2 separate regions of the Homo sapiens genome follow, and region 1 is linked to region 2. A link is a loop called in an ENCODE intact Hi-C map of the cell type or tissue named here. Cell type or tissue: PC-9. All regions are shown on one strand. Each heading gives the region's core, and the rest is flanking DNA. Links, peaks and the distances in the headings are about the cores only. Region 1 has its middle 28 kb from the start of DACT1. Region 2 has its middle 28 kb from the start of DACT1.

The links. A loop is a pair of places that touch in the nucleus more often than their neighbours do. Peaks named below come from ENCODE experiments on the same cell type or tissue, not always from the same donor. Only the 100,000 strongest peaks of a DNase experiment are listed, where the experiment ranks them.
Region 1: it touches region 2 in a loop (5-fold over the local background); 1 of 110 quality-filtered maps calls a loop at or near these places.

The regions. Positions count from the first base shown.
Region 1 is chr14:58,601,997-58,617,702 of GRCh38, reverse strand. No RefSeq gene overlaps it. Among named protein-coding and RNA genes, the nearest start is that of DACT1, 28 kb to the left of the region's middle. In PC-9, for the core only: no CTCF peak of the experiment used is centred there; a DNase peak (open chromatin) is centred at 9,572; H3K27me3 peaks cover 615 bases.
Region 2 is chr14:58,658,604-58,674,309 of GRCh38, reverse strand. No RefSeq gene overlaps it. Among named protein-coding and RNA genes, the nearest start is that of DACT1, 28 kb to the right of the region's middle. RefSeq lists enhancers at 10,140-10,640, 10,641-11,142. In PC-9, for the core only: no CTCF peak of the experiment used is centred there; no DNase peak of the experiment used is centred there.

The sequences.
Region 1 (15,706 bases), core at 8,382-10,881, 57 kb after region 2:
CTATCAATTGGTCCCTGATCTTCTGTGTCTTGCAGCCTGTAGAAGTGATGCTTCAATAAAGAACATGACCTGGGAGAAAAGGCTCTGCATGAGAAGGATGAGAAACGTTCTGGGACAAGCTTGTCTCTTCCATATCTGCGGCCTCAGTTTCCCCTCACTATTAAATTCTAGGGTTGGGCTGGGCTCAGCGGCTCACGCCTGTAGTCCCAGCATTTTGGAAGGCTCAGGCAGGCGGATCACCTGAGGTCAGGAGTTCGAGACCAGCCTGGCCAACATGGTGAAACCCCATCTCTACTAAAAATATAAAAATTAGCCAGGTGTGGTGGCGGGCACCTGTAATCCCAGCTACTCTGGAGGCTAAGGCAGGAGAATCACTTGAACCTGAGAAGCAGAGGTTGCAGTGAGCTGAGCTTGTGCCACTTTAGTCCAGCCTGGGCGACAGAGCAAGACTCTGTCTCAATCAATCAATCAATCAATTAATTAATTCTAGGGTTGGAAGCAGAAGATGCAAGTACATGACTCAGCTAGGTGACTGACCATAAAAGATACCTGATCACAGGCTGGAAGTGAAACTAGATGGCTAGGCCGGGTGCAGTGGCTCAGTGCCTGTAATCCCAGCACTTTGGAAGGCCAAGGCAGGCGGATCACTTGAGGTCATGAGTTTGAGACCAGACTGGCCAACATGGTGAAACCCCATTTCTACCAAAAAAAAAAAAAAAAAAAAATTAGCCAGGAGTAGTGGCGGGCACCCAGTAGTCTCAGCTACTCGGGAATCTGAGGCAGGAGACTCACTTGAACCCTGGAGGCAGAGGTTGCAGTGAGCTGAGATTGTGCCACTTGCATTCCAGCCTGGGTGATAGAGTGAGACTCTGTCTCAAAAAAGAAAATAAAAAAAAAAAAAAAAAGAAAGAAAGTAAAAAAGAAACTAAATGGCTAATTTGGTAAAAATAGGTAGGCTCACAGAGTCATGGTGCCAGAAAATAATCATAAACATTTCTCAAAGAGCCATCAAAAATTATTCGAAAATCTGAAATTCTTTTCTCAAATCACAGTATGCTGCTTCTCCATTACAACTGATTAAATGTTTTCATATAATGGTCACTCAAAATTCCATGAAGGAAAGGGGTATCGACCTGAAGATTTAAGAGCTCTTTTAAAGAAAGCCTTCCTTGCCTCTCTGAAAACCTATCAAACCTGTGGATTCCATGTGGGCACAGAGTGAGGATGCCCATGAGCGCTGCCCCTCACCTAGGAAAGAAGCTCGTCAATGCAACTACACACTCAAGATTCATTACAGTTAGTTCAGGTGAAATTACATGTATTAGTAATTTCAGATTCGATTATTTACATAATAACAATTACTATTGAAATGTGCCTGTGCAGTTGACACCCATGAATAATGGAGAAGCACACACCATACTTAGTACACATGATAGACTTTTATCCAGGCATTCAAGAAAAGACTGAGGAGTGGTACAAATTATTATTGGTAGTAGGGCAAACAATAGTGCCTCATTGGACAATTGCATGTTAGTGAAGCCTAGCAAAGAAGCCAGTCTCCATTCTCCCCTTGCAATAAGCTGTACCTGACACATAGGAGTAATAGTTTACTCTAAAACACCCTCAAATCACTTTTGAAACTTGCACAGCTCAGCTCTGGGGGATATAGAATTTCCTTTTTTTTGTTTTTGTTTTTGTTTACATTAGGAACTTGGCCTTTCCTTTTAGTTATGGTACCTGTGCTTAGTGGGGCTTCAGCGTATTGTAGACCTTGTCATCACTTAATAGTAGAAAGCAACCTTCTCACCTGCCATAATCAGGCTTTCCAATTCCATAGACGTAGGTATGTTAGCGGCCTGAAGCGTACTCGGAGAATGCAGAGATCTTGGCATTTAAGCCTAGTGTAACACTTCTGACCTAGGTTTCTCCCACATTTGGAGGTTATCAGTCCTTTTTTGTCAGATTTGTGATGTGCCCTAGCTGAAGTGGAAGCTCTCCTGTCACTTTCTAGCCTCTCTCTTTCTTTCCATGTGCTGTGAACTCTGTCTAGCATCTTTTGAGCATTCATTCTTTCATTCTTTAAGCAGTCCTTGAGCACCTACTAGGAGTCAGGCATTGTGCACGGCACTGAAAAATGCAGCCCTTGATCTCCTTCTGGTGGCCACTGTCTCTGCTATTGATTCTTTCCTCCCTCCATCAACCTGGACATTAGTAGTCCAACCTTTACTTTATTTCTTCATTATTATTATGTTAATAATACATGCTCTTTGAAGAACAAATAGGACGTACAGATAGAAAAAAAGATTTTTGAAATTTGAAATCATTTAATCATTACTTTTTCTCTCCAGGAAAGCAGAGATCATAATGCAAGATACAACATAAAAGGGGTAAAGAGCTATTTATCTTGTTTAACTTTTCTTTTTTTTTAAGACAGAGTCTCACTCCATCACCCAGGCTGGAATGCAATGGTGCAATCTCAGCTCACTGCAACCTCTGCCTCCAGGGTTCAAGTGATTCTCCTGTATTTTCACTCTGTATTTTCAGTGTCTGCCATGTCACACCTCATAGTGTGTGATATGCATGTGAGGTGAACACAGTTCTCATGTTAATCCATGTTAAATGTGACAGACAACTGGTGACACTCTGTCTCTCTTCTCCTGAACCTTTCCATGTGACACAAAACCAACACTTCTCTCTTAAGGATATGTGCTGGGCACCCACTGATAAAACAAAGAGCACCATGACACAAGCAAGCCCTTGTCATGGCTACTGACTCCTGATTTCAGGTGGTGGCAGGGCAAGTATTTGAAGCTGCTGCCCTACTGGCCACTTGGTGTGCCAACTATTTGTGCCATGGCCAGTGCCACAGCCTGGGAGATACTGGGGTCAATGAGAAACATAGGATGTATGGACACCGCAGTGTATAACATATGTGAGAAAGTCTAGAGATTAAGTTCTTTTTTTTTTTTTCTTTTGAGATGGAGTCTCGCTCTTGTAGCCCAGGCTGGAGTGCAGTGGCACAATCGCAGCTCATGGCAACCTCTGCCTCCCAGATTCAAGCGATTCTCCTGCCTCAGCCTCCCAAGTAGCTGGGATTACAGGCACAGGCCACCATGCCTGGCTAATTTTTGTATTTTTAGTAGAGACAGGGTTTCACCATGTTGGCCAGGCTGGTCTAGAACTCCTGACCTCAAGTGATCCACCTGCCTCGGCCTCCCAAAGTGCTGGGATTACAGGCATGAGCCACCATGCCCAGCCAAGATTAAGTCCTTACATAGTGGTTTTGCCATTTACTGTAAATCTACAGTTATTTATTTTATTGATAATGTGTTTATATGCATTAAATCCTTTGACAGCCATGAGAGCTATAGAAGGAAATAGAAATCAATAGAGGTGAAATTTAATGAAAAATTAAGTACTAAACATCCAATTTAAGAAAGTTAATAGTGAACATGTTTCTTGGACAAAAAGTTTGTTGACATTTGTCATTCTCCATGGGGGTCATAATGATACCATTGCCTACATGAGAATCAAAAGGCTAAGTCTGCCAAGGAAGCAAAGGTATCAATGGTTAATAGTTATTTTTAAGGATGTGCTGGCAGAAAAGTTAACCACTAAAGCTTCAGGAGGTCCATTTACATATCACTCTGAAGCTTGACTTTTTGTTTCAATCAAATGAATGTTCTTCTAGACATGTTTTAATATATTTTTCCATTTTAAGTTTCCCTGTGTACATAGAAAAAGTAAAACAAGAAATGTTATGTATTGTTTCCATTAACAGAATCACAGTTAATTATCACCAGTTTTATGTCAGCATCATCATTCACTTTATTTATTTTTGTTGTTGAGACACAGTCTCCCTCTGTCACCTAGGATGAAGTGCAGTGACACTATCTCAGCTCACTGCAACCTCTGCCTCCCGGGTTCAAGTGATTCTCGTGCCTCAGCCTCCTAAGTAGCTGGGATTACGGCCACATGTCATCACACCCAGCTAATTTTTCTATTTTTAGTGGAGACAGGGTTTCGTCATGTTGGCCAGGGTGGTCTCGAACTCCTGACCTCAAGTGATCCACCCTCTTGGCCTCCCAAAGTGCTGGGATTATAGGCATGAACCACCACACCCAGCCTATTTATTTTAAATAGAAAATCTTTTAATTGCAATATTGGGTCAATTTTTAAAAATCTAATTCTTGGAATCGAAATAGAGCTTTTAGATGTTAATTTTGTCACACCGATATCATTGTGAATGAGTTTGAAAATTCTATGTAAAAGTAGGAATTTGAAAATAAATTTACTTCTGTGGTGATAATAATACAGGTTTTGGTAGAGCAGAAAGTCATGATAAAAACAGTGTTCTCCAGTTGTGGAGCAGAAATGTACTAAGAATTGGTGTAGTTATAATTTACAGTCATATTCAAACAAGTTGTGATATTCTACCAATCAATGAAGAAGTTGTGGTTGATAAAGTGAACAAATATGATTAAATACAGTGTTATGAACTACAAAGCTGATGTTGAACACTCTTAATTATGCCAGCATGGCACTATGTGCTTTGTCTTTTTTTCTGTTATTTGTAGAATTTTAGAAATACTTGAGCCTTTGAAGAACTATTTTATATATTAACCTAAGTGCCTATCAATGACATTGAACATTTATATAAAAAATTCTTCTGAATTTGGCCTGCATTTTATTCAAAATTAGTTGGAAATATTAAGTCAAAGTGCTTATTAAATAAAATGTGAAATATTTCAGGCTGTTGATGCTTTAATAAATTGCAATTATTGAAAACAAAGCTTGCAAATGAAAAATATCAAAATGTATTCTGACAAAAGCAAGAGGAAAGTGAATAAACTAGAAAAGAGAGCTCAAACGATCCATGATTATGCTTCAGAATATATCATCTCGTGGGAAATATCTTTTGATAACATTCCTGTTTTAACTGGATAAATTCATATTCTGTACCAGAATGGGAAAATTATTCAGAAGGTCTTCAGTTTGGGGGCACCTACATTTGGTATAACATTCAAGAAAAGATTGGTAAATAGAGACAACTTTTTTCAATGAATTTTTATTTATAAAATTATTTGCTGAAATATTTATTTTACTTTTCACTTTTTTAGATGAAGTCTCACTCTGTTGCCCATGCTGGAGTGCAGTGAGACGATCTCAGCTCACTGCAACCTCCACCTCCCAGGTTCAAGTGATTCTCCTGCCTCAGCCTCCCACGTAGCTAGGATTACAGGCGTGTGCCACCACGCCCAGCTCATTTTTGTATTTTTAGTAGAGACGGGGTTTTGCCATGTTGGCCAAGCTGGTCTTGAACTCCTGACCTCAAGTGATCCACCCACCTTGGCCTCCCAAAGTGCTTACAGGCGTGACCCCCCCGTACCCAACTTGAAATATTTACTTTAAATAGAGACAAAAATATAGCACTTGTGAAAATATTTGTGATGAAGTATTCAATTTGAAAATTAAATATTTCATTTGTGAAAATTCAAATAAAAAATTAAATTGAAAATGTGTATATTTTTAGCAGAATTCGTTCTGAGTTTACCAAGTGCCTCAGCACCTGTACAGAGTTATTTTCTCAGACAAGAATCAACTAAAGGTGATAACAATTTCAAAATGTATTATAACCCTAAAATGCAATCTTTAAAATGAGTTGAGCAATTATATGTAAAAAGTTAATTTATAGCCTGGGCAACACAGCAAAACCTTGTCTCTACAAAAAATGCAAAAAGTTAGCCTGGCATGGTGTCATGCATCTGTAGTCCCAGCTACTCAGGAGGCTGAAGTGGGAGGATCACTGAGCCTGGGAGGTCAAGGCTTCAGTGCATCAAGATCATGTCACTGCACTCCAGCTTGGGCACCCTGTCTCAAAAAAAATTTTAATTTAATAAGACCATATTGAAAAAATTTATCAGAAAAATACCAGTAAGGCCAGGTACGTGGCTCACACCTATAATCTCAGCTCTTTGGGAGGCTGAGGTGGGCCAATTGCTTGAGCCCAGGTGATACGGTTCGGCTGTGTCCCCATCCAAATCTAATCTTGAATTACAGCTCCCATAATTTCCATGTGTTGTGGAAGGGGCCTGGTGGGAGATAACCGAATCATGGGGGCGGCTCCCCCCATACTGTTCTCTTGGTAGTGAATAAGTCTCATAAGATCTGATCGTTTTATAAGGGGAAACCCCTTTTGCTTGGTTCTTATTCTCTCTTTGCTGGCTGCCATGTAAGATGCTTCTTTGCTCTTCCTTTGTGTTCTGCCATGACTGTGGGGCCTCTCCAGCCATGTGGAAATGTGAGGAAATTAAACCTCTTTCCTTTATAAATTGCCCAGTCTTGGGTATGTCTTTATCAGCAGTGTGAAATGGACTAATACACCAGAAGTTCAAGACTAGCTTGGGCAACACAGTAAGACCCTGTCTGTATAAAGAAAGAATAAGAAAAAGAAAAATATCAGTGGCATAATATTAGACAGAATACTATAAAACTGATTAAGGCACATTAATATAGCCAGAATAATTATTCTGATTATATCATTTTGAAAGACCAGATAATCAATATAACTGATTTTTATCCCGAGTAGCTCAGACTTGCAAGCATGCACTACCATACTTGGATAATTTTTTAAAATTATTTGTAGAGATGCCCGGGTGCAGTGGCTCACACCTGTAATCCCAGCACTTTGGGAGGCCGAGGCGGCAGATCGCAAGGTCAAAAGATCGAGACCATCCTGGCCAACATGGTGAAACCCCATCTCTACTAAAAACACAAAAATTAGCCGGGTGTGGTGGCATGCGCCTATGGTCCCAGATACTCGGGAGGCTGGGGCAGGAGAATCGCTTGAACCTGGGAGGTGGAGATTGCAGGGAGTTGAGATCACGCCACTGCATTCCAGCCTGGCAACAGAGTGAGACTGCATCTCAAAAAAAAAAAAAAAAAAATTATTTGTAGAGATGAGGTCTTACTGTATTGCCCAAGCTGGTCTCAAAATCCTGGACTCAAACACTCTGCCTGCCTCGGCCTCCCAAAGTGCTGGGATTGTAGATATCAGCCACCATGCCTGTCCATTCTACTCTCTACCTCCATGAGATCCACTTTTTAGCTCCCACGTGAGTGAGAACAGGTGATATTTGTCTTTCTGTGCCTGGATTACTTCACTTAACATAATGGCCTCCAGTTTCATCCATGTTGCTGCAAATGACAGGATTTCATTCTTTTTTATGGCTAATATTTCATTGTGTATATATACCACACTTTATCCATTCAACCATGGTGGACACTTAGGTTGATTCCATATCTTGGCTATTGTGAATAGTGCTACAATAAACATAGTAGTGCAGATATCCCTTCTAGCTAGTAGAATACAGCAAAGGTGATGGCGCATCACTCTCATGATTATGTTACATTATATTGCAATGAAGGGGTTTTCCCAATGTAATTAAGGTCCTTAGCCAGTTGAGTTTAAATTAATCTAAGAGAGATTATTTTGGATGGGCCTGACCCAATCTGACAAGCCCTTTAAAAGGAGTCTAAAATTCAGAGATGCTGGATTTGCAGTAGAAAACTGCCATGAATTCTATAGCTGCAAAAAAATGAATCCTGCCAACCACTACATGAAATTGAAGAGGATCTTGAGTCTCAGGTGATACTCTGGCCCCAGCTGACACTGTGATTTCAGCCTTGTGAGACTCTGAGCAGAGAAGCCAGCTAAGCAGTGTCCAGATTTCTGACCCATGGAACTGTGAGATCATACGTATATGCTATCTTAAGGCACTGTGTTCCTGGTAATTTGCTACAAGCAATAGAAGACTCAATAAAAGGGCTTGAAAATGAGGGGTGAAGGCCAAATAGGGAACCTACCAACCTACCAAAAACATGATGAGCCTGATGATAATTAAAGCTAACTGGAAATGCACAGCTGCTAAGAGCCACAGCATGGCACTGCCACTTGATGGGGAGACAGAAGTGAGAAAAGCAGTAACAGATTCCTTTTCAGATCTGAAATAAAAACTATCACTCATTCGATTATTATCTGAAGCACATCCCTAATCGTAGCTGGTTTGCTATGTAATTCAGACATCTTTTTGCAAAACAAAGAGAAAAAACTTAATCTTAAGGTTACTGATTATCTTCCAAAGTGTCTACATGCATTAGTCAGCAATGCTGGCTCCTTTGCAATGTCTTTGAAAGATAATAGTATTTACACCCTCTGTACTGCTCTCACCCAACTCTCCAACCAGCTAGAAAATGTGAAGATCTTTCAAATAGTTAAAGAAAGCAGTGTGTTAGCCCTGGGGTCACTGAAAAGCATTACCTGATTACTGATTTTTCTATCATTCTGATACTCCATTTTGAAATGGAATGAAAGGGTAGGGGAAAGAATTGGGCTCCACTGATGTGTAGAAGCCTTGAAAAATCTCTAGTAATTTTTAGCATTGGAGATCCTAGGTTATAGGAAATATATGAATATATTTAAAAGTTTACTTAAAGCAGGCTGTTTATGTTATGCTTTAGCTCCTAAAAGCTGTGAATAAATTTTGTCATCAATTGAACATCACTTTAAATGCATCAGAGAGCTCAACATTTGAAGAAACTCTGCAGTAAATCAAAGTAACGCAAATTAGCTTTTTGGAGTGTGTATAATTAGGCAACCTAAAGCTTCTGTTGTACCGATACGGATTTTTTAATATCAGGATTTCTTAAACTGGAGAACAGGTAACCAAAAACTACTTTGGATTCATTTTCATGAAGTGCAGTTGTCCATAGAAACCTCAGCTGATGTGGGATAGTCCCAGATGAGCCTTGCTGGAAGATAGCAGCATGAACACAGATTGATCTGGGACACCGAAAAAGGGAGGCTGACGGGCCTCTAGAAAGCTATGTCCACCAGGAGGGCTATAGACACTGGAGGCTCCTGAATAGGATACAGGCCTACCTTCGAGCCAGGATGTTAAGGAAAGAGAGCTCACGGTCTTATGAGACAGTATCCTACATTTTGCAATCAGACTTTAATGGGTTGAAGTCCTGGAACCTTGGCATACTACCTGTGTTCACCAGGGAAAGCTCTTAACCACTCTGTGCCCACCTCTTATCTGTAAAATTGGAATAATAAAATCCCAGTTTGGTAGGGTTAGTGTGAAGATTAAATGCAAGACTTTGATAAAGTACGCCTATACTTAGCATGTTTTTAATCATTGCTAGCTATTACCATCTAGCACAAGGGAGTTCTAGAGGCTCCAGTTAGGCATGTACCGCATTATGATGCTTGCCTCGATGACAGATTGTGCATATACAACAATGTTCCCATAAGATAGTACCATATTTTTACTGTACCTTTTTCTATGTTTAGACACACAAATACTTACCATTGTGTTACAGTTGCCTACAGTATTCAATACAGTAACACACTGTACAGGTTTGTAGCCTAGGAGCAAAGGCTATACCATATAGCCTAGGTATTTAGTAGGCTATACCATTTAGGTCTGTGTAAGTACACTCTCTGATGTTTGCATAAAGACGAAATTTCCTAACAACACATTTCTCAGAATGCATCCCCATCATTAAGGAATGCATGACTGTATTAAAAAGATTGACTCAACCCCGGAGGAAAAAAAAAAAGGATTTAAGGAAATAAGCATGTCATAGGGAAAGTGCGAGTTTCTCCAGCAGCAAATGCCTTGGGCATTTTTAGTTCAATGACTGTGTACCATTTCTAATCATTATCTCATTTAGAATTATAATGAAGAATGTTGGGAATAATTAACCCTGTTCTATAGTCCCAGGAGCCTGTCACTGCAGTAGGAAGGATTAGGTACCAGCTCTGTGTGTCCTCTACTGAGCAGACACACAGGATTTCTGTCAGTTTTGGGCACACAAGCACATTCCCCCAGTAATACGATGTCAGCCAGACTCTCTTTTCAGGCAATTGTAATAAATTCCCCACCCAATGCATAGCAGCAAAGATAATATCTTGCATTCATCTCATGCCTTGACAACATTTTTACTGGCATAGAACAGCACCAGCTCCTAAAAACACCTAGCCCTTTAAAAAGCCTGGAAACTACAACAGCAATGAGTTGAGTGTCCCTTTAGAGCCCGATGTGGTAAATCCTCTCTCTGCTGAGCTGCCAGCTTAGAAGCCCACTCCCTCCTTTGTTAGGAATTCTAGTCACAAAAACCTACAATAAAATGCTGCAGGCACATCAATAAAGGATATAATGAAATCAAATGAGTCTTGTTCCTCACATTTACATGCAAAGTATATCAAAGGAGCATCCATTGTGTTCCTGAGATCCGCACAATGGATTCTTTTGTGTGAGGGGAGAGAAGATATATGAAGCTGAATTAGGAAGCAATTCCAATTAAAAGGGCTGTGTTTAAGGCTGCAAAGACAATGCAGCCTTTGCTAGACAGTTAGCTATTAGCAGCGTCTGGCTGCCGAGGTGGTTTTATGGTAATTGTCCTAGAGCTGTGTGGAAGGGGACGCAGCAGCATGACCCCCAGTCCCAGGCTCCGGGGTTACACTGCCTTAGTTCCACTGTACTCCTGTGTGACCTTGTGGATGCTAACAGTACCTGCTAATAGGGTTGTTATGGGAATGATAAGAACTAAAGTAGATAAATGACTTTGGGCAGTGCCAGGCACATGTTAAGCACTCTAGCTAGCTATTATATTTGTGATCTTCTTGACTGGCCCCCACACCAGTACTGGCACCTTGCATACGTGCATGGGCCAGAATAACCCAGACAAGGAAGTGGGTTCCTGGAAGCATTTCTGGGAGGCCACCTGCTATGTGGTGAAGGGAAAGTTGTCCTTGGGCACAAAGGCCCAATTTAAACAAACAGAAGTTCCGAGATGAAGGGGCCCTGCCCTGAACTTCCCAGCAGCCGCTCAACACTGAGTTCACTTTTTGTTTCTCCTGATGTTAGTGACATAGTGAAAGTTGAGTCCAGCTTTCCGTCCTACAGAAATGGAGTTCCTTTTGCCAATTTTGGATGCCTGGGACACATATCACTTGAATGAGCTCTTCTGTTTCCTCCACGCTTTCACATTGTGTTGCTTGGGAATCAGAGTTGGTAAACTGCACCTCAGAGATAAGTTCTTCCCTGTGGCAGGTGGTTTGCAATTTTCCTCTAAAGTCTTCATTCATCTTTTTTTTTTTTTTTGAGACAGAGTCTTGCGCTCTTGCTTTGTCACCCAGGCTGGAGTGCAGTGGTGCGATCTTGGCTCACTGCAACCTCCGCCTCCTGGTTTCAAGCGATTCTCCTGCCTCAGCCCCCCGAGTAGCCGGGATTACGGGCGTGCACCACCACACTCAGCTATTTTTTGTATTTTTAGTAGAGACAGGGTTTCACCATGTTGGCCAAGCTGGTCTCAAACTCCTGACCTCAGGTGATCCACCTGCTTCGGCGTCCCAAAGTACTGTGATTACAGATGTGAGCCACTGCACCTGGCTATCTTCATTAATCTTAAATGAGATTCGCCTTCTTGAAACTGAGCATGAGGGCTGAATGGTGTCGGCCCATATCTGTAGCTGAGACACGGCAGAGGGTCTATCTATGTGGAGAATCACACTTCTCAGGGAGTAAGGAGATGGGGCATTTGACTGTTTCTCCCTCACCCAGATCACCAAAGGGCCTCTGGAGTTTCCTGTAGCACAGGCATATTGAAAATTCTTGGCTTCGTAACTTTTGTGTCACTCTTCATTTACCTTACTAGAAGTGTAATAATTTGCAGTGGGGAACACGAGTCGGGGGAAGTTTGAAGTGTAAATGGAACATGGATGAAATTATGGAATACATGAGAAATTCAGAACCAAGGAAACCATGAAGGCTCTGACAGACATGAGGTGCCTGAGGACCCCCACCAGACACTGGAGACAAAAAGAAGAGCACAGTCCCACGACAATTAGTCCATCTGTAGGAAGTTGCAGTTGTCACTCTGCAAAGCATAGGCTATGTACCTGGATGCTCATTTCAAAAGTGGCTTTTATGATCGTGGAGATGTAAATGGCCCTAAATCATAGTGCCTCAGATGTGAGAAAGCCCTGAGGAATAATGACATGAAGCCGTCACTCTTGTGGTGACATCTTAAAACCAGTCATGAGGAAGGGAGAGGAATAGGAAAGGAGAGGCTACAAAAGAGGCTTTATTTCCATCTGTAATATTGGGTTTCGTTAAGAAGGACTTCAAGTCATTATGGCCAAAGGTAAATATTTGTTAAACCTGGGTGGTAAGTCGTAGGTATTGGTTATGTTGCTCTCTGCACTTGACTAAAGGCTTGAAAGTATTTAAATTTTTTTTAACAATTATGTAGATTTTGAAGGAAAAGCAACATAGTTTTTGGCAACATAAAAGGGAGAAGGCTTGGCTAAGAATAGCACAATTAAGAGCAAATACAATCAGCATGCAAAGCTTCCTTCAAGGTAAGTTTCAGAATGACCTGGAAGGTGCCATTCAACAGTTCATGTCAAAACCCTTCCTTCCCTCTGATGCAGAAAGATCTGTTTTATTTATTTTTTTATTTTTATTTTTCAACAAAAGCAAGTTTGGTTTATTTGAATGATTTCATTAAATAAGTCTACAAAGGTAACAAACTGAAGCACAAAGCGCGATCTTACAAGAAACGCAACACCCAGAGTTAGTGCAAAATGTACAATTAATGACTGCTGAGAAACCCCTGAAGTTTGAACTTTTATATTTTTTAAAGTGTACATTGTTAAATAATGTAAGGAAAACATTTATAATTCAGAAAGTTTGTAATGTGGAAAAAGATACTCAAAGTGTACTATTAACACAAAAATAATTTAAACAAACAGGTCAGTAGCACTAGTCCATTCCTTTAGGCTTCAGTTATTTCATCCACAGGAGGATGAAATCAACAGTAAATAAAACCAGTTCTGACTTTTTGTGTATGAGTGAAAAGATGTCAAAATTATTAAACCCAAATAACAAATGATAATGTGCTGCATTAGGCTCCCTGCTCCTCTGGTATAAAGTATGTTTCACTCTTAGGTGGCCCCTTTCTCAGCTACTCCGCCCCTTGTTGGTTCTATCCTTACTCTCTCCACAAGAAATATAAGCAGAAAATAAATTAGTAAATCGTTTCCTTTCTACCTTTTAAAAACCTTCAACTCTCATTTGCATATTTAGGGCCATAGACTAACGTAATAAGGGAAGCAGGGCCCTTAAGGAATGAACAGGGTACGGAGAGCCTCCAGCCTCTTTCTGTGGTGGTGGTGGTGATTCCCGGAATATGTCATTGATGTGGGTAAGAAAGATCTGTTTTAATTCAAATAAGCCAAAGTTCTGGGATGGAGGGGCACTGTCCCAGCACTTCCCAGCCACTCAGTGTTCACTTCTTGTTTTCCTTAATATCAGTGAAGTAGTGAAATATAATTTTTAATAATCTAACAAATATCCAACAGCAACAAGACAATGGTTGGGTTACGAATTGGTTCGGTCAGAATGGTGATCAAATGAGAGGTAACTTCGAAACCCCTTTTTTCTTAAAAATACAGACCGACATAATCAAGAAAAAGTGCAGAATACAAATTTAAAACTGAATTGTTTTGTTTCTTCATGTGGGAATAAAATAAAAGACACCAAAACAAAGAGGAAACACCAGGATGGGGGAATGAAAATCATTGTTCAACCTGATCACGAGTGCCTCCCAACCCTGGCTTACTTGGCAAACAGTGAGGCTGACTGCTCTCCATCGTCCAATCTGAGGACAGGCTATAAATGCCTTCCCTGCACACGAGACAGCTACTGTGAGGGAAATGAAACCTAAGGACCCATGAAGTATTGATCGTGGGGAGTATGTGTTGTTTGAGACTTTTAGTTCATTTACTTGTGATAAAAATTTCAGAGTTAAGTGGCAAAATTAAGAATAACATCCTAATTTTTTTTTTTTTTGAGATGGAGTCTCACTCTATGGCCCAGGCTGCAGTGCAATGGCCCGATCTCGGCTCACTGTAACCTCCGCCTCCTGGGTTCAAGCGATTCTCCTGCCTCAGTCTCCCAAGTAGTTGGGATTACAGGCGCACGCCACTACACCCAGCTAATTTTTGTAATTTTAGTAGAGACGGGATTTCACGATGTTGGCCAGGCTAGTCTCGAACTCCTGACCTCAGATGATCCACCCGCCTCAGCCTCCCAAAGTGCTGGGATTACCTGCGTGAGCCACTGCACCTGGCTAACATCCTAAATCATAGTTGTTCACGAAAAAGTCCTTTGACCAGTATTTCTTTGACAAGTGAGACCATCAGGAATCAGACTTACCCTCCCCCAAACTGACCATATTAAAAGAAGATCTAGTTAAGTAAAATTTCCTCCAATGCAGAACTGCATACCATGTCAATTCTCAGTGTCCTTTCCACAGTCATTGCCCTAATAAGAATTGCAAACTTGTAGGCTGGGCGTGGTGGTTCACACCTGTAATCCCAGCACTTTGGGAGGCCGAGGTAGGCAGATTGCTTGAGGCCAGGAGTTCGAGACCACCCTGGGCAATATGGTGAAACCCTGTCTCCACAAAAAATACAAAAATTAGCCAGGCATGGTGATGCACGCCTGTAGTCCCAGCTACTCAGGAGACTGAGGCAGAAGAATCGCTTGAACCTCGGAGACGAAGGTTGCAGTGAGCCAAGTTCGCACCATGGCACTCCAGCCTGTCTCAAAAAAAAAAAAAAAAAAAAAAGAATTGCAAACTTTGAAAAAGAAAATTGTTGCTATTCGAACCCACAGTTGCATTTTAACCTAATTCTCAACAGACTATGACTTTGAGAAAGACAAGAGAAATTACTGGTGCCAATCCTAATGTACATGTTTTTGACTTCATAGACTGAATAAGACTCAGCCTCCTAAACTTGCCCAAAGGATCCCTAGGAAATATTTTTGCTAGGTATTTTTTTTTGATGATTATAAATAATTTGAGAGACTATATTAAAACAAGCATGGAGGTTATGTTTGTTAAGACACGGGGTTGCAAAAATCAACTCAAGTTAGTGAATATAGGGGAGGAAAATGTATTGTAAAGACAGTGGAGTCTCACAGAACTAAAGGGCAAAAATCCATGAGACCCAGGAGGGGCAAAGACCAGGGAGTCTTCTCCCTTCCTCTGTCTCATCATGGTGTCTCTCTGAGAAGTGGCTTCATTCTTCTTGCAAGAAGGGCTTCTTATTTTTACTACTCATTCCTCATGGTGAATTGAAAATGGTTGTCCATAGCTTCCAAATTCACATTTTAAAGTACCAGTCACTCCAATTGCTGGCTTGTGCTCTCACTGTGTCCCCCTCTCCCTCTCTGCAAAAGCATTGTCTCACCCAATTCCATATGTGCAGTTCAGGGATGCTCACTGGTCCCGCTTGAATCAGGTGTCTATGGCCAGCGGGGTAGAGTCACACAGCTGCTGAGAAGGAAGCCAGCAGTCTCCAAGAAGTGGGATGTAGCAAACAACAGGAGGAGGATGCCTTCATTCAATTAGTATTTACTGAACACCTCTGTGCCTGGCACTCTTCTAAGTTCTGGGGAGATAGTGATGAATAAAAAGACAGAGCTCCTCCTCTCCAGAAGCTTGTATTCCATTGGCAGGGGTCGGGGGTGTGGAATAAGCAAATAATTAATAAGTAACAATTGTATCAGATGGTTATAAATGCAGTAAACAATGGTAGTGGTGTGCTGGTATAAATGTCTAACAACCA
Region 2 (15,706 bases), core at 8,187-10,686:
ACATTGAGTACTTCCTGATATGATATACTGGAAAAGGCACAAAATCACTTCTGTGGTATCCTTGCTAAAAATGCATAACTTGAATTTAAACATGAGAAAATACTAGACAAATCCAAATTGAGAGACATTCCACAAAATCACGGGCCAGTCCTTTTCAAAAATATCCCGTCATACAAAATAAAAGAAGACTTGAGGAACTGTCCCAGGTGCAAGGTAGGATCTTGGCCCAGAAAAAAAGACATTAGTGGGACAATTAGTGACACATGAGTAAGGTCTGCAGGTTAGTTAAGAGTATTGTATCAACATTAATGTCCTCGTTTTGATCATTGTGCTGTGGTTACATAAGGTGTTAATATTTGAGAAAGCTGGGCAAAGGACATATGCTGACTGTGTATTATTTTTGCAACTTTTCAAAATCTAAAATTATGTCAAGATGAAGAGTTTTATAAATAGCTGAAGCAAACATGACCAAATGGTTAAGTGTTTGATGATAATGAAGTATTCGTTATCTCATCTATACTTCTCTGTATGTTGAAAAGATTTCACAGTGAGACAAAAAAAAAAAGGGAGAATGTATAAATTTAAAAACTGAGAATAAGGAATTAGATAGTCTAAAGAGATATTGTTATCATACAGTAGTTCTTAAACAATGAACTGCAATGAGGGCCCAGTCTTCATATCTGCTGGGCAGGAGCCTTGAAGGAAGACTAGAAATACAAACACTGGCATATTGAACAGCACTGGTCATCTGATTCCTAAGCAAAATGCTTGATGTTGATTTCCTGTTCCCCTGCCTGGCTTTCTCTTGTGGTTCATGTTAATTTCACTCTGATTGCTATTACTCTAATAGTTCTCCTGATTTGCTTTTCACCCAGTTCGACAGCCTAGAGACCTGGGGTTCAGTTTATTTTGCAATTTAGAAGTAATTGTCAATTTACAGGAAAAGTTGTCTGAACGGAAATAGGGATACCAAGTGTACAGACCAGCTTTGAGGAGAAGATGGTAAGTTCAACTGAAATATTAAGTTTGAACGGCTTCATCATGACCTTCATGTAGAGGTACCCTGCCAGCTATTGGTAAGGAAGGCCTCGAAATTGGGACTACAGTTGGGATATGACCTGGGTATTTGGTGATTATTCACAAAAGATGTGAGACTTGATGAGATCATCAAGACTTGGGGACAGAACCTTGAAGAACACCTGAATTGGAGGAGCAAGAAAAAGAGAAACTTGACTGGGAAGGCGGGAATAAAAACAGAATTATGTTTTATTACTAATCATGTTAAAGTTGTAAGAAATTCAAGAAAAATGAGAGCTGAGTATACATCAGTAGATTTGGTTATCAGAAAGTGACCTTTAATGCATCAGATTCAGCTACCCCATTCAGGGTAGTATGGGGAGGGGGGGATGTGACTGCAAGAAGCTAAGGACAAAGTGAGTGAGAAGGGAATGGAAGGAGCAGATATCTGGTGGTGTGGAGGAGAGAGATGGGATGAGTGGTAGCCTTAAAGAAATAGCTGCACTAAGGGAAGGATTTTAGAAAAAGAAACATGGGCACACGCGTAGGAGAGAAGGAGCTGCCTGAGAAGAAAAAATATACTCCAAAAAGATGGACCAGCAGCTGGGTGCCGGGGGCTCACACCTGTAATCCCAGCACTTTGTGAGGCCTAGGCAGGCAGACTGTTTGAGCTCAGGAGTTCAAGACAATCCTGTGCAACATGGTGAAACCCCCGTCTTTACAAAAAATACAAAAATTAGCCACGTATGGTGATGTTCACTGTAGTCCCAGCTACTTGGGAGGCTGAGGTGGGAGGATGGCTTAAACTCAGGAGGCAGAGGTTATATTGAGCTGAGATCATGCCAATGCACTCCAGCCAGGGCAAAAAAGTCAGACCCTGTCTCAAAAACAAAGGAGCAATGAATGGAGCAACTTCAGGGAGGAGATTTAAAAAAAGAAGCCGGGCATAGGTGGAAATATACACTAGGATGAAGAAGTGAGCCTAATATCTTCAGTGCAGGTGTGAAAGGCTAAAAGTGAAGATTTTGGAAGCAGAGAACCTTTGACCAGAGCCTCCAAGAAGTCAGAATCAAACTCAGGTGCTGAATAAGGAGTACTAAGGGAAAGGTTGAAGAAGAGTAGGGAGGTTTGGAGGGGAATTGTGGTTTTTAAACAGTATAAATATAAATCCACTGCTATCCTATTTTCTCAGTTGATTGTTGAGTAGCCCTGAAGTGGAAAAGAATCTTCTCAGATAGCATTCGATAAGGTGATTTTGCATTCGTTTTGTAACATTATTCCAATAACCCTGTGACATAACTGGAACGGATATTAGCCCAGTTTTATAATGAAGAAATCAAGGCTCCATAGTCAGATGCCTACCAAGATCATCCATCAATAAAGTCAAGATTTAAACTCTGCTATTTTCACTGTACTTTGTTAACTCTACACACCTTGGGGAAAAGCGTCACTTTATCTGCAGCCAAAGCAATTTTTTTAAAAAGCACTCAAGAAAAGCTGCCAATGTGTGCACTGTCAACAGAATCTTGCCTAATAATCTTATTAGTTGAACGAGATTCTTCATTAAATGGTTATATTGCTAGATAGGAGTTGGTAGCAGATGGGTGATATTGAAAGCAGCTCATCACAGCTAAAACCGTTGGCAAGAGACTTTAGAAAGTACAATGATAGATGACATGGCATTCAATTTGGAGAAGGTTGTTGACTCTAATAGGATGACCCACAGGTCAAGCTCAGGGTTAATCTTACTTAACATCTATTACGATTCTTGCAGCATGCATAATAAAATGCTAGTGGAATCTGAAGGTAATCATAACTGTTAGGTGATTAAAATACTAACAAGTCGGGGAAAGAAAGTAAAAGGAAATTGACATGGTTTAAAGTTAAGAGAAGAGGGTAGGGAATTGCATAAGGTTTAAAGTAGGAAGAGATTTTTCACTAAAAGGAAATGCAAACATACTGTAGTGGGAAAGAATCCCTACATTCTCTGAGTTGGACCAAGGAGAACCTAGAAGATGATCAGGAGGGAGGTAATAAGTGATAATGCAGACAGTACAATAAACTATCTGCCAAAATATTTGACTCAGTCTCAGTCTCAGCGGTAAAATTGGAAATGGCATGCTATCATTTGCTTAACAAAAAGAGCCAGAAGTTGAGGAGAGAATGAATTTGTGTGAGTGTGCACAGCTAAAATATACACATACACTCATACAGAATATCTCTGAAAAGATACAGAAGAAAATAATAACCTTGGTTACCTCCTGTGAAATCAGCTGGTGGCCCACAAGCTAAATCCTGCCTACATTGTTATATTTGGCCACATATTACTGAAACTTTGAGATATCTTTAGGCAAAGTATAAGCTCTCCAGGTTAGCATAATACTCATCATTCTCCAATTCACCTTATATCCAGCTGATTTGACACGTTTATGTTATCTGCCTGGCTCTTGGAGGGAAATTAGTTGGCAGCATCCCATATGCACATGCATGGACACAGCCAAATATAAAAAGATTAACATAGAAAAGGGGCCTATACAGATATATATGGATATATTTTGAAAGGTTAGTCACAATGATCTCAGAGTGGTTAGACTATGGGTGATTTTTCTTCTGTTTATCAGCATTTCTAAATGTTCTACTCTAAACAGATACTATATTTATAAGATACATTATAAAAGACAGTTTATCTTAAATTTACATTTAAATTAACAACCATTATCAGCCTCCAGCCAATGATGTGGTGGGACAATTACCGTGATGAATTTTGCTTTCTGTTATGATTTTGCAGTAATGTCTGTGCCTATGTCTTTGTATCTGTCTTTATTACAACCCAGGGCAGGTGAATGTATACTATGAGTCCATCACATACTTAACAGAAAAAGCAAATCAGCCAGCATGGTGTCCCCTTTTCAATAAAGAAAAAAGATATTTAAAAGGAATGTTTTTAATATTAACAGGTAATATTTTAATGAGTAGTTTTTACATTGTAATCTAAATAATAATAGCCCACTCTCCTAATCATCCAGATTCCCTTCAGAGACATTCAAAGTTACCAGTTTCGTGTGTATTATTTCAAAGGTTGCCCATATATATAAGTAATTATGAATATATAATCTTTAGGAAAATTTTGCCCAGAGCAAGTTCATTGTTTTTATCTGAGTATTACTAAGATGAATCGGAAATGTTTTTTATTTTTAATGATGTGAACAGACAATTGCTTTGAATTCATTGTGGAACATCATGGTGCTTGTTGCGACAGGAATGCGTAAGTTTCATTCTAACGGTGGCCGCAGGGATATTTCCTCACTTGCTGCAACTGCAGGAAGCAATGAGATGAGCCTCCTAACCAAATATTTCAACCAGGCAAGCAGACTACCTTAGTGATTTTAATGGTGTTCTCCTAATCTGATAATTATTATCCCATTCCTTCCCTGTTGCTGACAAGAAGCCTATAGAGAGTAGCTAGTTTTAAAAGTGAAATGGGCTTGACTGTGAAAATATGCAGCCTTATGATTTTAGTGACAATTTATCTTAGTCAGCGCTAAGTGAATTCAAATCCAATCCATCATATTTCTACCTCCAAATCTCCTAAACAATCCTGAAAAGGCATGATTGTGTCTGCTTCTCCTAAGTCATTTATCATTTTAAAAAGATAAAGTGGTTTCCTGCATAATTAAAAATCAAGAGTTCCCCACTGTGAATGTCTAGATTCTAACCCGGGTGCCTTTGCTGAGGGGGTTGGCAGAGGGCTGAGATACGTGTGTGGACGATGGCCCAGGAGAGATCAACATCCCTTCTTTAATGGCCCATGCAAATGCCACCTCAAGGGAGTAGAGGAGAGACTTTCCACCTTATCATCAGGATGTTACCACATGACTGGTGACCTCTGTAACCTGGTCCTGACCCAGAGAGAAGGAACTGTTTAGGAAGCAGGCGCAAGCTCTCTTCTCTCTCCTTCCTCCTCACTCCTGCTGTCTCCCTGGTGTGACTGAGGCGTGCTGAAAGGTGAGGCTGTCACACAGATCTCTCCAACAGCCTGCCAGAATGCAGAAATGTGACGGGAAGGGTCATGACTCCCAAACAGAATGCTCCCTCGTGATTTCCAGCTGTCACTATTTAGGGTAGCAAGGCTTTCTTCTACTTATTCCAAAGCCTGGGGATTGAGACTTTCCCAAGCTTCTCTTCTGGCAAACCCTTCCTCCACTACTCCATATCAGCACCTCCTGCTGTCAGCTACTTAGAATGTGAGGCCACACTGTGCTTGGAACCCACCCTGGGAAGCTAGGCAGCAGGGGTCAGTCCAATTGCTGAGGATTCTCAGAAGCCTCATTAATTCATGTTGCTTTTATCCCTGGGCTGGCTAGCTCACTTCTCATCCACCCACAAGTGGTCCCGATGACACTGCCCCTACCTTTAGCAACAAATCCTTGGCCTTCCTGAAGCCATCTGACCCCATCATCTCAACACCTCTTTAAAAAGACGCTCTTTCTCTCCACCACTGTTCTCACTCTCAAAGCTTTGTCCTCTATCTTTGGCAAATTCAAAAACAGACCTCAGGAAGAGATTAAAGTTCCAGTCATCTTCACCTACACACCCACTCCCGTTCCTACTCTGCTCTGTATCAGCAAGGCTCAAAGCCCCCAGAGCTGACAAGGAACATGACCATTGCAGACATGGTTCAGTGGTAAGACTTGGGAGAACTTGGGCAATGTATATATCCAGACAACTTTAGTGAAAAGTTCTATCTTTTCAAGGGCCAGGTGACAGCTGTCTCATTTTCTCTGTTAAGAGAAAGACCAAAAAAGGGTGCATTTCTATTTCATGAAAAAATCTCTGCAGAGTAGATTAATCTTCTTAGAGACTTCTACTTTTAACCAATTCAGGGAATAAATGCCATCTAAACTGTAAAGTGGTGAGCCAGCTTTGTCTAAGTGAACCTGCGTGCTTTTCTCTCACTGAATGTGGAAGAGCCACATGAGGATTCATAACCCTATCCAGTTGCTTCACATACAACAGGTGTTGCTATCCAAAGACCTTTACTCTTAGATTTGGGAAGGCATCTAACTGAAAGCAGACTAACACAGTAAGGGAGAGGGAGAGCGTTGCCTGCACCCGAGGGTTGCAAGGCTGGATAAACAGAAAGCCTGGCACTCAGCTTTTGCCTTGGGCTATTGGCTAAAACGACACTGTCTAGTCAAGCAACGTTATCATAAGAAAAACAGGAGAAACCTAATGGTTTCAAGACTAGCACATGGGGAGAATGTGAAATCAGGATGAAACAGCCCGTCTAATGAGAGTGCCAACATTTCTAAAGGACTTCAGGGTCAGTGGAAGTGAAGGTTCATAGGGTAGACACAGCTCTGGATGCAGTCAGGTCCCCAACAATCATCTCAGTGGTTCCTCCAAAAAAGAAGGTCTGACTTGTGCTCTCTGGGTGTTTTTCTGGCCTTTCACTGCCTGCCCGCCCTCACAGAGGAGACACCTCTACTCCCCATTCCCATTCCCACCACACCCACCTGGCTCCTGGATGCACAAGCCCTTCCCAGTAGCCCAGGCCCCTCGAGCCTCACCTGTCCACTGTCATCTTACTCAGTGGTGTGTGGCTTTAGGCAGCACACCCTCTCCAAAGGTACCTCTCACCTGAGTGATAGGTACTCCAGAAGGCGAGCACAGTTCTGAACCCAAATTCTTTATAATTTCACCCAAACCTAATATACAAAAATAAAACAAAACCATACTGAGTGTAACAATTGGGGCCATAATAACTTTAGATAAGAAATTTCCATCATTAGGAAATATAATGGGAAAATCAGTAGTATGTGGGGGAAGGCATTATAGGGTGACTTAAATGGACATCTATCTGGAAGCAAAACAGTGTATAGGTGTCAAAATGTGTGTGTCATTATCAGATACAAGTAGTTTCTTTTATTCAGAGGCCTTATTTTTAGTGACAACCTCATTTTTTTCAGAAAATAATCTGTTCATCACTAAAACTACTTCTGGCTGGTCAGAAACACCACCATCTCAGAGAGGGACTTGAGAGTGACATTAATGCACCAGAGAGAGGCCAGCAAAAAGTGAGGGTGACTTTTATTCTAATGGCTTTCTAGGGAATAAACACCCATAGCAACTCTTCTGCTCTTTCATTATAATTTTTCTGCCATGGTCTATTTAGCTGGGAAACATCTGAAGCCATTTTTACCTAATAAATACCAGATCAAACTTTTCATTGACTTTTTTCTATCATATGAAGTATGTCATTTAAGACATAAGGCAGCCAACATTTAGAGCTACTTTTGAGGATTTCATTACAAAATGTTACTCTTCCCTCCCCCCTCACATTATGAGCTGAGCAGCTTTCAGTACTTGAGTCACATGTATCTAAATGAGGTAAATGTTGAGTTTAAAGCAATTAAGGAGGAGGAGGAGGGATTATTTTTCTTTTGTAATTGGAGAGGATATGTTAATTATTTTTATTTGAAAAGTCAAATCATGCAATTGAAAGCAAAATAAATAAGCATTTCAGTCTCATTTCTCTCAAATGGCCACTGGATGCCTTGAAAGCAAAAAACAACATGAACATCAGATTTAATAATTTTCTAAATAACCAGCAACAAATATGTTCCAAACCTGCAAATAAAATATGAATGCACTTTGTCAGCTAGACACTGAAACTTGAGATGAGGGGCCAGAAAGGTAGAAAGTTACTTAATGGTACAATATAGTACGATATAAGCCTGAGAAAACACCAAAGAGCCTAAGAAGCCCCTTCAAACACTGCTTCACCAGAAAAAATTAAGAGCTGCTATGACCCAACCAAATACCTGCCCCCCAAATTAAGAAGGGTTGATAGGCCCTTCCAGGCCATCCTCCTGCCTGAAGACAGAATGGACATCATTCCAGAGAGACACAAGTTACCTGTCTGTCAAGTGGTTGCAGGAGAAGCCTCAGCTTTCTCCTGAAAGCCATCATAATGCCACAGTCACCACTGCCATCACCTCTTTACTTTCATCTAGCCTGACTCACTTTTTCTGTGAGTTTATCCTTAGTGAAAACAAAGAACAGTTGGTCATCATCTTCTTACACTAATAATCCATCATCTAATTAAGACCGTTTTATGCACCAATAGCAGACTTTTCTCAATGAATTATCTCCAGGCCTCTAGCATCTCCTCTCTGACATAATTTTTTTTTTCTTTTTTAGGTCTTTAGTCATTCTATGGCTCTCCTTTAAACAGCCTTCATGTTTCCCTTCAGGATGTGATGACCGGGCCTGGATACTGTATTCCAACTGTGTTCTGATAGTGCTGACTAGAATAAGGTTATGCCTAACAGATCTGGCAGAGACACAGACAGGAACCAAGACTAGAGATGGAAAGTTCCAACAGGCTTCCGGTCTTTGGTTCTAGTTGGTTCCCAAGGTCCCAAGTCACTCCTGTCTCCTAATAATAAGTTCCCTGATTTTGCTTAAGTTGTCACCACTGTTTTTTTTTTTTTGATACTTGCAAACTTCTCACAAATATATCTGTGTTTAACAGCTGCTCCCAGACATGGCTGCTATAAGACTGACAAGGCTCAGGTCCAGAGCCAGGCAGAAAGAAGGCCTTAAAAGCAAAATGCCAAAGCATTGGCCATTTGACTATGCCCAAAGACCATGTCCTAGAAGTTCCCTCTTCCACCATTGACCCATCAGCACTTAAGCTTCATGACTTCTGTAGATTTTGTACTCCTAGCTAGCTCTACCTAGATGATTGGTGCATTATTATCTTAGATAATAACACTCAACACCCCCAACAGCACAGCTCTAGCCACTCCTCAGTCTTTGCTAAAATCATGATCATCTGTTCCAAAGCCATTATTTTATAGGTATAGAAATGGAGGCTGAGAAAAATATAAAGTGACAACATCAAATGTATAACCCTAAAACAAGCTATTCACTGGACTCCTGCCAATCAATCCACAACTTACCCTGGGGGTCACTGAATTTTTCAGCAATACCTACATTATGAAGCAATTTGCTATGCCAATATTTGCCAGTGTGACCTTCCCCAAAGTGTTTTGTGGTTCTCTATTTCCCCATTTGCTTCTCAGAGTATTTTGTTTCTCTGAACACCAGCACCCTTGGACACCTAGCCCAATGGCCAGTGGTTTTGACCTTAGTTCACCTAAAAAAAAAAAAAAAAAAGGAGAGAGAGAGCGAGAGCTACTCATACAGGAGGAATATCTTCCAGGAAACCTACCTCAAAAAGATTGTCCACTAGAAACATGAGGCAGCTTTTCATTTCCCCTTTATCAAAAATCGTAAAATTGACTCTTCTTCTTATTCAGAATGTATGAGTCCTAGTAAAACTCCTGCTTTCCTAGTTGAAAACCCAAGTCAGAATTTTAAAATATCTTATTTCCACACTATATAAAGGTTATATGCACTGTTATGTCCCTTTCTTACTGTCTTTTTTTTCTCAAGTTCACATCTCAGCATTCCCGTGTTGAATTCTTCTGCTTTTATCTTTAATTACTTCCCCAGGTTACTGTTTACTATCCAGCCCTAATCTCTGCTATTCTGACTACCCTTGCCTTTTCCAAATTCCCATTTTAGGGTCCCTTAAGAACTTAATCAGGTTTTTTAAAAATTTAGTGCCCCATCAATCATGAACCCTTCTCCTAAGCATTCACCTTATATTTTAATATTTGGTCATATCAGAGGAAAGCTAACTTGACTTTCTTGGGAAACTTTGTTGTACATATTTTGTATCCTGTTCTATTTCTAGCCTCCCCTCTGTAGGTCTACACACTTTTGCTGGAACATTACACCTAATCCATTATCCAGAAAATGGAAATATAATACTAAGTGGTTTACTGCAGCCCCCATTTTTTTCATAATGACATAAAAAATTATGACACTTAAAAGCCAATGATCCCTGCAGTCATTTATCCTCAAGTAAGAATAAGTTTATTCTTGTGGAGCAAAATCTGTATCAGATATAGTTCTCACATTGTAAGATATGTACCCTTAATGGATAACATCAGGGCAGCCTGCAAGCACCCAGCATCCATTCTGTACCCTGATGGTGCAGAGCCCATTATCAGAAGGCAGGTAGGCTCTTACCATTCAGATGGAAGGGCCAGCCTTTCAGAAATTCACTGAAGCCTCAATGTCAAATGTGGTTTCACAGAGAGATAATGATTCCTTTCAAACAATGGGAAAATAACTGAGGAAAGTCATTATGTCACTGTTAAAAAATGTTCTCAATGATCCTGCCCTAGCTGTTACCTAATCTGAGTTTTATTTCTAAAGGCTCCTGAGTGAGAAGACTTAAGCACTGCACATACCCAGCTCATGAAGTAATTGCTTTCTATGTAAATCAAATATCGGTAGCAGAATGTGAACAATGCTGGGGTGAAGGGGTGAGGTTACTGGGGGACGATGTAGCAGCTAAAGAAGTTTTAAAACTACACCCACTTTGACAGAGCTCTTAGTCTCTAACACCAACTGGAGAACAGGCAAGCATCTGGCAGATGAGGGCTGTTTACAGAACACCAGCTGCTGGCCTGAGGTGGTTTCTCCAGAGCCATCTGCTTTTAAAGAGGCCCTCACCTGGGCTTCCTGGGGGAGCCACAGGCTATGAGAGATACCCATCCATGCTGACAGCCACATCTCCAGACAGCCTCCTTTGGGAGTAACCAGTTGTCCAGGTATTAGATTCAGTCTCTCAGCCTGGGGCAACTGTGCAACTAACCTTTTCTGATGACCTTCTTTCAAGCCTTCTGCTCCCACTCAGCTCCTGTGAGTTAGCAGCTCTCCTAAATTCCTGATAAAAGAAGTACTGCAGACATATTTCCTGCCACTAGAAATCGGCCCTTGACATCTTCCCAATAAAATATTATGCAGCCATTTGAAATGATGACGCGATTAGATTTATTGGTCAAAAAAAGTTCACACTAGATCGTTAAATTTAAAATGCAGGTTATAAGACAGCAATTTGAGAGTATTTTTTAAATCAATGTTTAAGTGAATGTATTTATAAAAAGGCACTAAAAGGTCTGGAAGAGCTTACATCAAAATATTAACAGAGGCCATCTCTGGAGATTACAGGTTATTTTTTCTTTATGTTTAACTTTATTTTCTAATTATTTAATGTATGTGTACTCTATGTATAATTTTTAAACTAGTAAGTTAAGAGAAAGAAATTCAGCCTCTAAATACGTGGACCAAATTTTCACTCCTCCCTTCTTTATGTTACTTGTTTTTGAGACAGCAGTTATAGAACAGGGGCACTATAGTTTCCCAACTCTCAGGGAAACCTCCATTGGCCACAAGAGTCCCTTGAGTGCTCTGTGCCCTGCAAGAGAATAGAAGAGCCTTATAGAGAAAACTACAACCTTGGTGAACCACCGATTAAACACAGCAGAACCACAGGAGGCTTGCAGGGGGAAATCTAAGTAACATGGCTTTAAAGATTTCTTTAAAGGTGGTAAAAGTCTTTTTAAATAAAATATATTGATTTTAAAACTATTACTATGACCTTTTCTTGATGATCAAAAGCAGATTGAATTTTATTCTTAATCACTGTGCATTTTTTTTGTATTTTTACCACCTCTATCTAATATAAAACATCTGTAGCCTTTGGACTGGACTCCAATTCTCCCCACTACTCTCTGTGTATCGGGTTCACCCCCTCAGCTATGATGCTGCCCTTCACTATATTCCTGCAGTTAATCAACCAAGATTTTGTAAGGATCTTCTCTCTCTGTGCTTCCTATCATCTGTACTACTTGTTTGATTTCAATAATATACAGTTTTATGTGGTTACTTAAAATTTAATGTGTTTATAATTTCACCTCCTAAGATTTAAGCTCATTATCAAGAGATGCTGCGAGTTGTTCCCAAAATACATTCTTTCTTTCCTCCACATAAATAGAACTCCTGATTTTACTTGGGGCACATGGCCACCCATAATGAAGTTCACATTTCTTAACCTTGCTGCAGCTAGATGTGACAATGTAACTAAGTTGTGGCCAATGAGACTTAAGTAAAAGAGTTGTGTGCAACCTCCAGGAAGTGCTGTGAAAAACAGGAAGCATGCTCTTCTTTTCTTCTTTTCCTTGGAAATGTTGACATGATGGCTGGAGCCCACACAGTCAGCTGAGACTCTGAAGTAAAAAATTATATGCCAAGAAATCCAGGGCAATAAGACAGGAGGAAACTGGGCCCTGGTGGTATTAGGAACCTTCCTTGGCAGTCAGGACTGCTTTTTTCGAGATTTATTTCATGTGAAAAACAAACTTACATCCAGTTTAAGCCATTGTAATTTAGGGGTTTCTGTCACCCACAGCTGAACTCACCGTAACTGGTAAAAACAGTGCATGACCATATTTTCATTCATTCTGAAATGATTTCCTGAATATTCACTGCGTGCCAAGCACTGTCCTGGCTCTGGAAATGCAGCACTGAACAAAGCAGAGCCTCTCCCCTTGTAAAGCTTTGTTCTAGTGCAGTATCCACACAGCTCCTAACACAGTGCTACACAGTAGCACTGAACAGGTAGGTGCTGAAATATTGGATGAATGAGTTCACAATGAGCCCTACTGTTTATCCTTTAGTATTAAACTGATTTTGTTTATAAATCTGAAATTCGGCCGGGCGCGGTGGTTCACACCTATAATCCCAGCACTTTGGGAGACCGAGGCAGGAGGAGCACAAGGTCAGGAATTTGAGACCAGCCTAGCCACATAACGAAACCCCATCTCTATTAAAAATAGAAAAATCGGCCGGGCACAGTGGCTCATGCCTGTCATCCCAGCACTTTGGGAGGCCAAGGTGGGAGGATCACAAGGTTAGGAGTTCGAGACCAGCCTGGCCAATATGGTGAAACCCCGTCTCTACTAAAAATACAAAAAAATTAGCCAGGTGTAGTGGCACATTCCTGTAATCCCAGCTACCCGGAAGGCTGAGTGAGGCAGGAGAATTGCTTGAACCCAGGAGGTGGAGGTTGCAGTAAGCCGAGGTCACGCCACTGCACTCCAGCCTGGGCAACAGAGTGAGACTCCATCTCAAAAAATAAATAAATAAATAAATAAAAATACAAAAATTAGCCAGGCATAGTGGCACGCACCTGTAGTCCCTGTAGTACTCGGGAAGCTGAGGCAGGAGAATGGCTTGATCCTAGGAGGTGCAGGTTGTGGTGAGCCAAGATCGCACCACTGCACTCCAGCCTGGGCAAGAGAGTGAGACTCCATCTCAAAAAAAAAAAAAAAAAAAAAAAAAAAAAAAAAAAAAAAAATCTGAAAATCTTTGTATGACTAATGCTCAAAAAAAGAATCACAACTGTTTTTTAAAAGAAAGAAAATTATTTAACCAAACTTCCATTACCATACACTCTGCCCCCCAAAAATAAACACATTAACAAAGTTCTATTGATACCTTTTAAAATATAATGAAAAATGATGACAGCCCAAAATAATGAATTGTAGTGTTACACAAACCCCCATTTTTCTATTTCTTTCTTTTTTTTTTTTTTTTGAGGCAGGGTCCCACTCTGTCACTTAGGTTGAAGTACAGTGACATGATCATGGCTCACTGCAGCCTTGACCTCCTGGGCCCAAGCAATCCTCCCACCTCAGCCTCCTCGGTTGCCAGGACCACAGGTTTGCACCACCACACCTGGCTAATTATTTATTTATTTATTTATTTATTTATTTATTTATGTCTCTCTATGTTGCCCAGAATGGTGTCTTGAACTCCTGGACTCAAGCAATCCTCCCACCTTTGCCTCCCAAAGTGCTGGGATTACACACGTTAGCTACCATGTCCAGCCCTCTATTTCCTTATCCATAATAGGAACGTGTATAGGACTGTTGTGAGAATTAAATGAGATAATGTCTCAGAAAAGGTTAATAAATATTAGCTACATTCATTCAACAATAAATATTAACAGTCTTAAAAATAATCACATTCAGTAGTTCCATTTCTGGGATTCTATTCTAAGAAAATAATCCTTAATATGGGGGGGAAATCTTAACCAAAAAAGTTCATCCCAGTGTTATTTATAGGCAGAAACTAGAGATTTAGTGACCTTTTCCTTCCGTCCAATGGTGAGCTAAGGCCTAGCACTCTGGCTCAAGCACAGATCTATAAACCCAGGACTAGCCGGGAAGAGGCAGACAGGATTGGAAAGAAGCGGAGAAGAAAGGAGATTTTAAGTCCAAATTCCTGGCAAGGCAGACTTACAAGAAGAAAAAGTTCAAGATGTCAAGTACATCGGGGTAGGGCCAAGCAAGAGAGCCAAAACAAAGCTTGACCCCTGAGATCAGGCCCCCCAAGGGAATGTTCCAGAATGTGGATCCTGGAGATATGCCCTGAGAATGGGTGGGGAAGAGAAGGAAGAAGCCTCCGCGGAGCATCTCAGTCCCAGTCAGTGGGTGGGCCAGTAGACACTGGGTCCTAAATAGAAACAAGAAAAATTTCCATCGAGAGGGGAATGGATAAATAATTGAATACTGCAATAAAATAGGATGTAACAACTACAAAATACTGATTAGAAAGACTATAGTAATCTAAGAAAATCCTTGACTAATGCAAGCATATATGTTTATGTATATGTAGTACATGTGACATATATAAGGAATTATGTGTATGTATAAGTAAGTGTACATATATGCTTACATATATGTACATACATATGGACATATGGTATGTACTTATGTGTAAGCATATATGTATAAATATATAAATCTCATATATATATATGAGATAGTAACTATGGCATATGCATAGAAAAAAATACTTAGAGGAACCATAGCAAAATGCTAATGATTGTTTGATTAGGAAAGTAAATGGTGATTTGCCTTTTCTGTATATTTGTTAAATTTTATGTAATGTATAGGTTTAGATTACTTTTATATTTAAAAACTTAAGTAGGGAGGCAAAAGGAAAATTAGGTACATTTATCTGAATCTAATAGTACCGCTTTTCCAGAAATTTGTTTCTTAAGAGTGAAATTTGTGTGTCTTAGGCAATGAGCCATATTTTTAGCCTCCTAAATCCTTTCCTCTAAATGTCAATTGATGAGTTACTGGAAAAAGAATCTTTCTCTTTAACTAGTTGTGGCTCTTTTGGAAGAATTGTAACTCTTGGCTAACATGGGATATTATTTGGAGGACAAAACTCAAAACTCATTTATGGGATCCACTCTAATGGCCAGCAAGTACCTAGGCCCTTTCCAAAGGTCCTAACTTGCTCCCAAGGTGAACCCTATTCACATGTTGCATGAGGTATGAGGTATTCGAAAGAAAGTAAAATGCTACAAATACAAATATTATTACCTTCCTCTCATATATTTTTTCATTTCTATTAGAAACTTACTGACAGAATGTCTCCTTTCAGTCCCTGGATTCACCAGAACCCAGGCAGTTCATTTGTAATTTTGGTAACTCTACAGCCATGATCAGAATCAATCTATGTGACAGATTGACCATGGGATTATCAATACCAACTTTTAGGCCTTCCAAAGACCTCCCATGAAATAAATCCCCAAATCAAATCAAGTGAATATTTAAAATAACATCCTTAGTTATCAAAGCTTGATATTTAATTTTTGGATGAATTTTTTTAATTTAGAATATTAAATTTGTTTCTAAAAGCTCCTCTAAACAATTGGGAAAAATGTGATCATAGACTGGATATTAGATAA